Linked DNA regions of Homo sapiens: region 1 is linked to region 2. Evidence: chromatin contacts called from ENCODE Hi-C or POLR2A ChIA-PET data. All regions are on one chromosome and are shown on one strand. The core of a region is the stretch at or near the end of the contact, and the rest is flanking DNA. Distances in the headings are between cores, read along the strand shown.

Evidence for each region. Hi-C counts contacts between places; a loop is a spot of excess contacts on that map. ChIA-PET counts read pairs that join two places held with the same protein, here RNA polymerase II (POLR2A). Pooled maps may share reads with other maps.
Region 1: a map with no recorded cell type shows a loop between it and region 2 (2.8-fold over the local background). The contact joins the promoter of HHLA2 here to the enhancer-like site in region 2. A Hi-C loop is called at or near these places in 1 of 168 maps with a recorded cell type or tissue (psoas muscle), 1 of 37 single-sample maps with no recorded cell type and 1 of 50 pooled maps. POLR2A ChIA-PET finds 5 or more read pairs at or near these places in 2 of 52 experiments (GM12878 and T-cell).

The regions. Positions count from the first base shown.
Region 1 is chr3:108,292,446-108,297,866 of GRCh38, reverse strand. It overlaps HHLA2 (HHLA2 member of B7 family), which reads right to left and starts at 1,319. Exons shown (of 10, transcript NM_001282556.2): 1 at 1,268-1,319.
Region 2 is chr3:108,033,212-108,038,997 of GRCh38, reverse strand. It overlaps LOC124906265 (a long non-coding RNA gene), which reads left to right. Exons shown (of 3, transcript XR_007095995.1): 2 at 426-3,200; 3 at 4,770-5,786. Among named protein-coding and RNA genes, the nearest start is that of CD47, 55 kb to the left of the region's middle. Within about 2 kb of position 3,062, at least 2 of the 41 ENCODE cell types and tissues checked have a DNase peak (open chromatin) inside an H3K27ac peak, as active enhancers do.

The sequences.
Region 1 (5,421 bases), core at 70-2,569, 260 kb before region 2:
CAAGGAGAAGCCACCCAGAATCACTGGTTAATGATCAAAATATTAAGCTATGGTCTATTTTAAGCACCTGGAGGAAAACTCAACACAGGAATTGGTTTCTTTCCCAGCTCAGGCCAACTGATAGAACATGCTGGTGGGCCACACGCCAAAAGTAGGCAGAGCCTTCATTCATGGATTTATTTAAGAGCCACCAAACTTTCAGGCTACTCAATATGATTATATAGGAAATCATTTGTCTTTTACATCTATATTCTGAAATAATAATATTTATTAAACACTTTCTACATACCAGGCACTTTGCTAAGCACTTTAATAAATTTCATTTAATCTTCACAGCAATACTAGTCTACCCCCATTTTACAGATTAGGAAACTGGCTCTGAGAAAAATATACAACTGGTTAATGATGAAGCAGGTAAATGCACCAAGGATTACTTGACTCTAGAGACTATGATCTTGACCACTACACTTTATTGCATCTTTTGATTAAAATATGCTTATAATGGGATATGACACCAATTTGCCATTCTGGACAGAAATTATTTCCTCCAAGTTTCTAGGAAATGGGAAGCTCAAGTTTGTTTTGTCAGGTACCAGTAACACAAAAAAACCTAAATTACCTGTTCATATTTTTTTCTATTATCCAAAGTCCCAAACAATAGAAACCCAATGAGAATTGAATCTTAACTTTTTGAATCTTGTTTTAGTTATTAAAAAATGACATAAACTTAATGATTCTTCCCTGAGACAGTGGAAATATCTAGGAGACTTCTAAGTTTCTTGTATTAGAATTCAAAGATCACGATTCTTCTGCTAGATAACCACTACTACGGTCCTTTTGTTTCCACCACAGAATGGAACGCAGTGCATCTTGGAGCAGCTAATAAAACTCTGTAGTGTAACTAGATGAACAATTACAAGTAAGAATACACTCTTAGAGATTTTTTTAAAGTTCGCAGATAATTTTCAAAACAAACATTGCTCATCCCTCTTTCACTGTCTTACCAGAATGTTAGGTATTTTCCTCATTTTTGCTAAGTTCTTTTATTTGAAATATATCAGCATGTTCCTTCAAGACAACCTTTTACTAAGTATTTGTTTGGTGCATATGCACAATACATAGTATATGCACTAAATCAATTTAAAAGATCAGTCACTAATTTTTTCCTAACGGGAAAATAAAGTGTCAACTAAAAACCACCCATATTTGATTTATTCATGCCCACTTTTAAGTTCTAGGTATAAACAACTTAGAAAGAAATCCTTACCTTACTTAGAAATTCATACCGTCTAGTCAAATGCTAAGTAGTCCATAAGAATAAACATTGAATTCAGCTATGAGTTTCTCAGAGAGTAAAGTCCAAGGTACGTTTGATTTGCTACCTATGACAGACCAAGGAAATCACATCATCACCAAGGACTCCCTCCTTCAAACTAAGCCCCACCCAGATCTGAGTCAGTACAGATCTGAAAAGTCCAGGAATTAGAAGATGCAGTTTCAGACAACATATTGAAACAGCTAAGCATTGAGCTGTGGGAGCAGTGGACTCTGGTTTCCATGCTATGGTGTCAGCTTCACCATCAACATGATACAGGCAACCTCCTGAGGTTGGACTGCCTGTGACCTGTCTAGCTTGCTGCAGAGTTGTAAAGAAAATTGTGTAGCTGGTTGCAGTGGGTGCCAATAGTTCTGTGAGAAAGAACCATAACCCTACACAAAGTTCATCTGCACCTACAATTCCCATTACAGTTCTGGTCGCTAGAACACCCAAGCTTAAACTCAACTTCAGAGAAATAAAGACCTCTCTGAATTCCACATGGAAAGTTGGGCAGTGCCCAGCCTCTATGCTGTCATATCATTTAATCTCTCTCTCCCTCAGTGTCACATGCATGGCATGCATGCACATACAACAGATGCTAAGAGTCATGCTTTACTCACTATTGTATCCCAAACAACTACCACTTACTTACTAGCACATAGTAGCTGGTCAATATCTGTTTGCTGAGTGCATGGGAGCAAAAGTTACAAAGTGAACAAAAATTACCTTAGGAGGACAATAAACAGGACCCTTCTGTCTGGAACAAAGGATGCCATCCAAGCCTTGGCACAGCACACAAATCCCCTGATCATATAATCATAGGGCCCTGTCTAGCTTTATAGCCTTTCGGCATTACTCACCACATCAACGTTAACCTCCTGCCACACATGCACACTCAGGGGAGAGGGCAAAGTACATTTGGGGAACTCCCCCTCCTCTTCCCCATCTCTTCCTTGACTTCCTTCTTCTCTAGTCAGAGTCATCCATAGTGAGCCTTCTGCTGCCCACTGGAAACTGGGTTGAAAGCGCCAGGGCTCTTCCTAGAATCCCCAAAGTCACCCACGCCAACGTTTTCTTTTTTGTTTGTTTTTGTTTTTCGTTTTTTTTTTTTTTTTTTTTTTTGAGACAGAGTCTCTTTCTGTCGCCCAGGCTGGAGTGCAGTGGCACGATCTCGGCTAACTGCAAGCTCTGTCTCCCAGGTTCACGCCATTCTCCTGCCTCAGCCTCCCGAGTAGCTGGGACTTTCAACCCAGTTTCCAGTGGGCAGCAGAAGGCTCACTATGGATGACTCTGACTAGAGAAGAAGGAAGTCAAGGAAGAGATGGGGAAGAGGAGGGGGAGTTCCCCAAATGTACCTTGCCCTCTCCCCTGAGTGTGCATGTGTGGCAGGAGGTTAAAGTTGATGTGGTCAGTAATGTCCAAAGGCTATAAAGCTAGACAGGGCCCTATGATTATATGATCAGGGGATTTGTGTGCTGTGCCAAAGGCGCCCGCCACCACGCCTGGCTAATTTTTTTGTATTTTTAGTAGAGATAGGGTTTTGCTGGGGTTCCTGGTTTAGCCAGGATGGTCTCAATCTCCTAACCTCGTGATCCGCCCGCCTCGGCCTCCCAAAGTGCTGGGATTACAGGTGTGAGCCACCGCGCCCGGCCGCCAACTTTTATCATTAATAAGATCTATTATGAAATGAAATCAAAATCAAACTGGGACTTAAAAGATGCAGGCAATCCCTGCTTTCACCTCTGAATCTCCATGGCCATGTAGTTAATGGTACATCACACCACTGTAATATTAGTTTAGGGAAATAGCAGAGCTCCTAAAGCATACACATGAGGAGAGCAGACTCTCACGGAATTTGAAAATAGAAGAATTACATATTTTTTGAAGATTTTTGAAGTTTTAGGAAGAAATGCCGTATGCATACAAACATACCTGTTATGCAGAGATTGTTCAAGCTGAAGGTAAAAATAGAATCACGGTTTTAAATAATATCAATGGCTGAGGAAGGAAAGAACAATTTCTCTGAGATTTATGTCACAGAGAAAGTGGCTATGATATGTATGCCATTATTGAAGACTAGATCAACAGTTTTAGGTTACAAACCTTTCCCTTGCAACATATTCTTCATTTCAGGAAGGGGTACCTGAAAGGAAGTAGGATGAACCATTAGGACCCTATATTAGGGGAACCTGTAGGGCCACTGCTTGCAAGAGCTCAACTGTTAGGCTTTGGGATCTGTTACCATTTCAACACCACTTTTGGTTCTCTTCTGCAAAGTGCCTCCACGATGTCTTCAAGTGACTGGGAGAAGAAACGGCATATGAAATATGGTTAATCCTGATTATATCTATGCACATGTACCTACACTAAGGCTCAGGGGAGAATTTAATGTTGGCATTGAACATTTATTAAGTTGGCAAATGTTCTGAGGAAGTAAAAAGTATAACTGTCATGTAACTTGAGGATGTGAGAGCAGCTACCGGTTGCATCCTCAGATCAAATAGGGCTGAAATTAGTCATCCAACTGGAGTCTTTCAGTTGTCGAAATACTGCAGAAGAAAGTGAATTTAAACTCTAAAGCTGAGAGGTGGACAGACATGGCTAAAATGTAGATCTTAAATTGGTCTGACAGGGAGATAAGGAATTACGGTCCTCATATATTAGGCATTTACTGAATCAGTTCAATCAATATTTATTTCCAGCAAAAAAGTCTCCTAATATTTCAGCTATTAAAAACCTTGAGGTGTTAAACTCACATATTCATTTTCCAAGATGCTAAGTGTGGTGCCTGTCATCATTTGTGCATGTCATGCCTTCCTGGCCCATTGTTGCTGTGAAAGGACATAAAGTAATTTAGGCCTAGGCATTAAAGTGGAATTGGAAGATCAAGAGAGGACTGCACTCATACCTGCTAAATGTTAAGCCACAGAAGGTTCCAACAGACTTGGATAACACCTTAAGTCAGAATCCACTGGACTTCAACATCTCTCAGCTGGGAGTACCCTAATTAACTAACAATTCAGAACAGCTCTGCAATTTAGGATTTCTGTCCAGCCAGTGAATTGCCCCTCAAAACAACTTTTTCAAGAAATCTCCTATTAAAAACCTGAACTTGCCTTAAAGGACACTATTTAGTGTTGCCCTAATTCAGTGTACCTGAATTGCAATTCTTTTTTTCCCAAATATACTCTACTTTCTTTGGCATCTGTGTTGATTTTTTTCTTAGTTAATGTAACAACAGAACTGCCACATCAGTGCAGGGACTTCCTGAGGCCTTCTAGATGCTCTCTGTGATCTATTCTTAGTTCTCTGTTTTCCTGGTATTGCTTCATATTCAGGTCTAGAATAGCATCAACCACCTTCAGTTTTGCAGTGAGTTAGCTTTTAAATTGCTTCAAAGTGCTTTCACAACTCTCTTAATGATCATTCTGGGAAACAGCCAGGGTAAGTGATCCTCCTGCTTCATTTAGGATGAAGAAACAGGTGCTAAGAGTGAACAAATGATACACCTAATGAATAAGTGTCAAAGTTGGGCATTACATTAAACATCTGCCATACTCCTCTCACATCCCCTTGGCTCACCTTTTTGTCCTGGACATTGTTGAGGCAACAGGCTCTACACAGGTGCCCTTACCAGCACTTCATCCCAGCTGTACTATGCGTCTGTCTTGCTTGTTATCCCAGGGATTCTCTGCTTTCTAGTGAGACTCCTAAAACAGAGAAAATAAAAACCCTCCAGTGTTAATTTTAGCCTATGGAGGTCAGGCTGTTCCCCTGTTTTCTCTCTGGTTGACAATCCTGAAGTGTCTTCTATGTGGTTCCTTAAAGCATCCCCACCAAGACTAAGCCCCAGTTACCCACAGGCATAGCCAGCTGAACAGCACACTCTTGGATTAGCTCTCCCTCCTTCCTGTTTTACTCTTCTCAAGGGCCCCTCCCCTGTTCCCTGGATTCACTTCCCAAAATAAAATACTTGCTTTTCTCTTGCAAATTTAAGTTCCTTATAGATGGTGGATATTAGACCTTTGTCAGATTCATAGTTTGCAAATATTTTCTCCTATTCTGCAGGTTGTTTACTCTGTTGATAGTCTCTTTTGCTGTAC
Region 2 (5,786 bases), core at 1,813-4,312:
TCAAATTGGAGATAAAAATAAGGGTTGGTCTCTCAAGGTTAGGAGGGAGAGAGCAGCATATGTTCTTCAAAAGACTCAATAAGATAATAGATTTTTTTAAAAGCTGTTGCTAGTGTAACTTACTTATAGTTTCAAAGGGCTTTTTTAAAATGAAATCTTTGCAAGCAATAGTAAAGAAATCTAGAACCCCCTGAGGTGATGGTTAGAGTCCTGTCACGGATTTAAATCTAATTATTAGCCTGAAAGTAAAAAGGAGAAAAAACCGGCCGAGTGTCAGCCCGGAAAACAATAATCGCCGTGGTGGTGTTCAGCAGCCCAGTTATTAGTGCCTTCAAGGATAGTTCACCGCATTTATTCTTGCCCTTGAAAGACAGCCACAGAAGCTTCGATGTTTTCTGATAATTGCTTCTTTTTCCATGGAGTAGAGGTGCTTCCTGTGCTCCTAGGTTTCATCTCTTCTGAGCACCTGATGAAAAGCATTGGCTGTCAGTGCAGGCACTTAGAAGAGAGGCAATGTGCACAGAGCCGAGTGCCCCAGCCTGCACTTCCCCACCTGTGTGACCTTGTGCACGTAACCTGACTTCTCTGTGCCTCAATGTCTTCATGTGTAAAATGGAGATTAAATGAGAGAAAGCATGTCAGGTGGGTAGCATGGTGCCTGGCTCAATGTAAGTTCTCAATATGTGTAAGCTGTTTATCTTTTTCCTCTTATTATACTTTGGCCAAGGTGGAAAAAGCTTACCATGACACAGTCTAGCGATGAACATAACATATGCTGGAATATGTATTTTCCTATGCTGGGTTATTGGCAAAGAAGCAAACAGGACACAAAATGACTAAGAATATAAAATAATATAACAAGTGCAGCTAAGTTGCAGACATGTTCATTCCAAGCACAATATTCATGTTAGGCCACCCTCCGGTTCCTTAATGAAAGCAGAGGACAGAAGGTGACATTTGGCATTGGGTAATCCTATTTGCCCTTTCCTGGAATGCAAAGAAGGTGGAAGGAAAGGATCCCACTCCTGTAGCACACACAGAGGCTTTGGGACCCCGTGCCTCCTGCCAACATCACTCAGCTCATTCATTTATTTATTCACGTCAGTGACAGATTCTCAAGACCTCTGAAAATATGTTAAGAGCAGGCTCTCCAATCACACCAGAAAGAATATGATTAAGAACTTAGAGCTGTCTTTAGGCTAATAACCAGCAGAAACTAAATCCAAGTATTTGGGAGTGAAGATGGTTGTTGAAAATATTGAGGCCTAGTAAATATTATTTAGCAAATGGAAGTATTTCAGTCGGGGGTTTTGAAAGGCTTAGGTTTATACTGTAATCAGCCTGCTCTCTTCTCTAAAATGATTAGAGTCCTTGTTCCATCAGTCCTCCTGAGTGGCTGCGGAACGCAGAAAAGGCAGCTGGTGACATGCTGTGAATTGGAAGTGGCTTCTATTTACCTCTTCTCCACCTACTCATATGGCCACGGATGGTGCCCAGTTCAAGCAGGAATAAAACACCACGCGAGGCTAACTGGCCTAAGTCCTTCGAGTGGAGCGCAGAAACTTGCTTTAAGAGAGCCTGATTAAAGGCCCCAAGTCCATTTTAAGGCATGGTTTTCTATTAAGCCTTTAATGCTTACAGAAGTATACATTTTCCATAGAAAGGGAACCTAAACTGTCCTAATATGTGGGCAGTTTAGCTCCTGACTCCCAACTTGGCCAGAGGTGTGGTGAATCAGCATGTCACATTCCACTAAAAGATGCTTCCCTGTTTATGTTTGTTTGGTGTTTAGGAATGTAATAACTATACTAGAGTTCTTTCTTAGGCTGTGGTCTGCCTCTGAGGGAACTGAAAGTGATGCAGAGAGCCAAAACCAGCATCATGATTCTATCAGAAAGCGTATGTTTGTGTCCTTCATTAGGAACATTGCCGTTCTATGCTACCGAATGAAGAGGATCTTATTGATACCTCCCTCTCGCTTCTGCCTCCAAACCAATCCCTTGCTTCCTTCCACCCAGAAATAAAAGGACACTCTGAGTTATGGCATTATCAGTGAATTTTCAGTGGGTAGGATGTTCTGAGCAGTGAAAACTATAAATAAATTGGTTCTACGCTGGAATTAGCTGTGGAGCCGGAAAGATAAACACAGGACAACTAATTGCAGCCGCACGATTAACAAGAATGTTGTTCTAAGGAGAGAAAAAGTCAACAGCATTAATGAAAATTAAGCAGTATCTCAATGGTACTAGTAAATAAATAAATATATGTCTATGTTTAATTAAAAGCAAGACCCAATTATGTCTCACTTCTTACTGAGCTACTTAAATCAAGACAGTCTAATGTTAAATGAGAAAAATCAACTCAGGACACTGTCATCTGCATTTAATCAAGACTTCTGTGTCTCACACAAGCTTTCAAGATGGGTAGCGGTAGGGGTGTGTGTTTAGGAGTCTCATGCAAACTTCCCATTGCCCTGCAGTGGACAGGTCTATAGATCTCCAGTTGGAGTACAGAAATCTTCTAGAAGAATTGTGACTGTAAAGCCACTTCTATAACTCTTACTCTGTGATTCTGATGCAAACATACCATTTTGGGTTAATATAAGCAAAGCTTGTATCTAGAACTATAGCTAAAAGTATCAATGTGGTGTTATTTTTTTTCTGACAATAAAAGCAATACATAAATGTGCAGCAAAATGTTTACTTAAGGTTTTGCTTCTTTTCAACTAAATTTGTTTAGTACACATTAAAGGTCAGATGTGGGGAAGATAGATTGGGGGTCAGGGGTTGTTTCTACCTGCTTTGTCTAAATACCTTACCGCAGTCAATGTCCTTAGTTGTTTTGTGTCTACCCCCATTAACTGAAAACCCAAGGTGAGAAAGTCTTCCTTGCTGAGTTTAGTGACAGTTCTCTCCCAGGTGAAGGGGATGGGGTAAGAGGCAGAAACCCCTGTCTCCAGAGGAATCTGAAGAGAGAGTGTGCTTTGATGACCCCGGGGGTGCAGGAAGGAAGTGGGGCCCAAGCAGGCAATGACTATGCCTGGCCCTGGAGTTGCGTACTTGGCCCTTACTGTATCATTTCTTGTCTCACTTCCTCTCACTTGTCAGGAATGTTGCCAGGACTGGTGAAAAGACAAGTGAGATACCACGCCAAATAAAGCCAAATCCTTGAAAGAAAGATGCGATGGTCTACAAATCAAAGTAATTTCTTCTTTCACTATTACTGATGCAAATGTCTTTCTTTTCTTCATCTCACAAGGTTTTTTTGGTGTGTTTTTTTTTTAAATCTTTCATGAAAGGCTCATCATTTACTGGCTCTCTTACCCTGGAAATAACATTATCAGAAGCTATTTATTGAGCATTTCTTCTGTGCTGGGCGCTATGCAAGGCCGAAGAATACAGTCAGGATCAGACACAGTCCCTCCAAGATGGGGTATATAAATTTAGTAAATTTCTTACTTTCTCTGAACCTTGATCCCCTCATTTATTACATAGGACATTTTTTAAAATAGTAATACATACATCCTGAATTTTTTTTCCTAAAACAGGGTAGTGCTGTGTCACCAAGGCTGGAGGGCAATAGCATGATCACGACTTACTGCAGCCTTGATCTCTTGGGCTCAAGCAATCCTCCTGCCTCAGCCTCCCAAGTAGCTGGGACTACAGGCATGCACCAGCACACTGGCTAATTTTTTTAAAACTTTTTGCAGAGACATAGAGACCGGGTTTTACTATGTAGCCCATGCTGGCCTCAAACTCCTGGGCTCTAGCAATCCTCCTGCCTTGGCCTCCCAAACTGCTGGCATTACAGGTGTGAGCCACCATGCCTGGCTCTGGAAATGTTTTGAGGACTACATAAAATAATGTATATAAAAGGGCCTAGCAGAATATAACTAGAAGCTCAACAAATGTTATACATTCTTCCCCCCCAGTCATAAGCAGGAAAACAAAAAAAATTAAATCCACACATTTCCCCATTTCTTAACAGTTTTTTTTTAAAGGGTGGTGTTGGGAGAAACTTGAAACTTTTGATTAAAAAAATAGCTACTTAGGATTAAATAGCAAATCATAGGTCAGAAATCACAGGACAAGCAATTCTTTAAGCCAAGCTTTCCCTGTCAGGATACCTTCCACAGGGGAGCAGCCCCTTCACTGGCAGTGAGAAAGGTGCTCATTTGAATATCAAGCAACGGACCAGTGAAAATTGGTAGAGAGCCATGGAAATGCTACTGCTAGGTCTGTCCCTCATGACCTGATAGGCTCTGTGGACATGGGCAACCCCAGACCCTGGTGACAAAATAAGCAACAGACCCGTTTCCGGGTGCATCTCAGGTGAATTCTGCTCACAGCCAGAGGAAAATGAGTGTTTCTGATTCTTCCTCTCCCTTCGTCAGCTTTTCCTCTGGCCTTGCCTAGGTCCCCAGGCTTAGTACTAAAGTCCCATCATTCAGTCAGTTCAAATCCCAACTAAACTCCAGAGATGGCTGGGAGGGGCTGAGTGTACTTGGTGGAGGCAGAGGCCAAAAAGCACAGTGGATGAAGCATCGGGTGGTGGGGTGGGAAACATGGGATCTCACCCCTTAGCTGTTGCTGATGAACTGGGGACCCAGATAAGATGCTGTGGCTTCCTGCATCTCAGCTTGTTTGTCTGTAAAATGAAGGACTTGGCCCAGATGTCTCAATGGCTCACCCAGCGCTATTCTCCTATCATCTCTCTCGGGAAGCTGGTCAGGTTTCCAGGATCACCTTTCTTCTCTAATCTCCACCCAGGCAAAGGCCAGAAAAGCGACCTTCAGAAGGAGCCAGCACCCCAGCTCCTGCCTCAGGGCGATATGAAGACCCCAGGAAGGAAATTATGCTGAGAAAAGGAGATCACACCTCTGTCCAGCCTGCACCGGCCCCTTGGCATGCCCTGAAGACACAAGGCCTAAATCAAGGTCAAAGACACAGCCCTCCTGGTTGTGAAGATTCCAAAGGCTCCCAGCTGCATGAGGAGGGTTACCCAGAATGTCAGATTTGGAGCAATTCAGCGAGAACCCTTCAAAATTCAGTGTGGTATGTGGAAGGTAAGAGGCAGACAGGCCACCAGGAGGTGGGTTTTATTTCGTGTGCACAAAGTTTTAAAAAATACATGTGCACCATTAAAAGGGAAAAAGAAGAAAAAGAAAAACAGCAAAAGCAGGAGACTCTACGTTTTTAAAAATCTGGATTTCCAGCTTCTTTTAAATAAAGAAGTAGAGGTTCTGGCTACACTGGGCCCACATTACTCCCCTCCCTGAACGGTGAGCTGGAGTTGCACAGCTTAGGTCCTCTTTGGGTAGAGTACATGCTTCCCAATTCTCCAGGGCTCCTTCCACTGTTGCTACTTCAGCCTATATTTTAGTGTTTTGCTTGTAGTGCAGAAATATTTCTCTGTGCTCATGAATCTACAAAATGTGAGAAAACAAAACATATACCCAGAGGACTGTGTGTTTTACCAGCAAGTGCAGAAAGCGCCTTTGTGGAAGCAAGGAATAGTGCTAATATTTACTATGCAAACCCCCGGCATGCACCACTCATTCTCATTACCTGCCTGGCTCTTAAGGGTATTTTATTTTGTAGCCTCTGCCTGGAAGACTTGGAAGACGGAAATCTGTAGATAGTCTGCAACTATTTATCCACCCATTTCTGCTTACATAGGTCATGGCAGAATTACCGTGGCACGCTACTTTGGCAAGAGTTCTGCTGTCTTTAGCCCTTGCATAGTTAATCACCTGCAGCAAACTTAAAGAATCTTATCCATCGGTC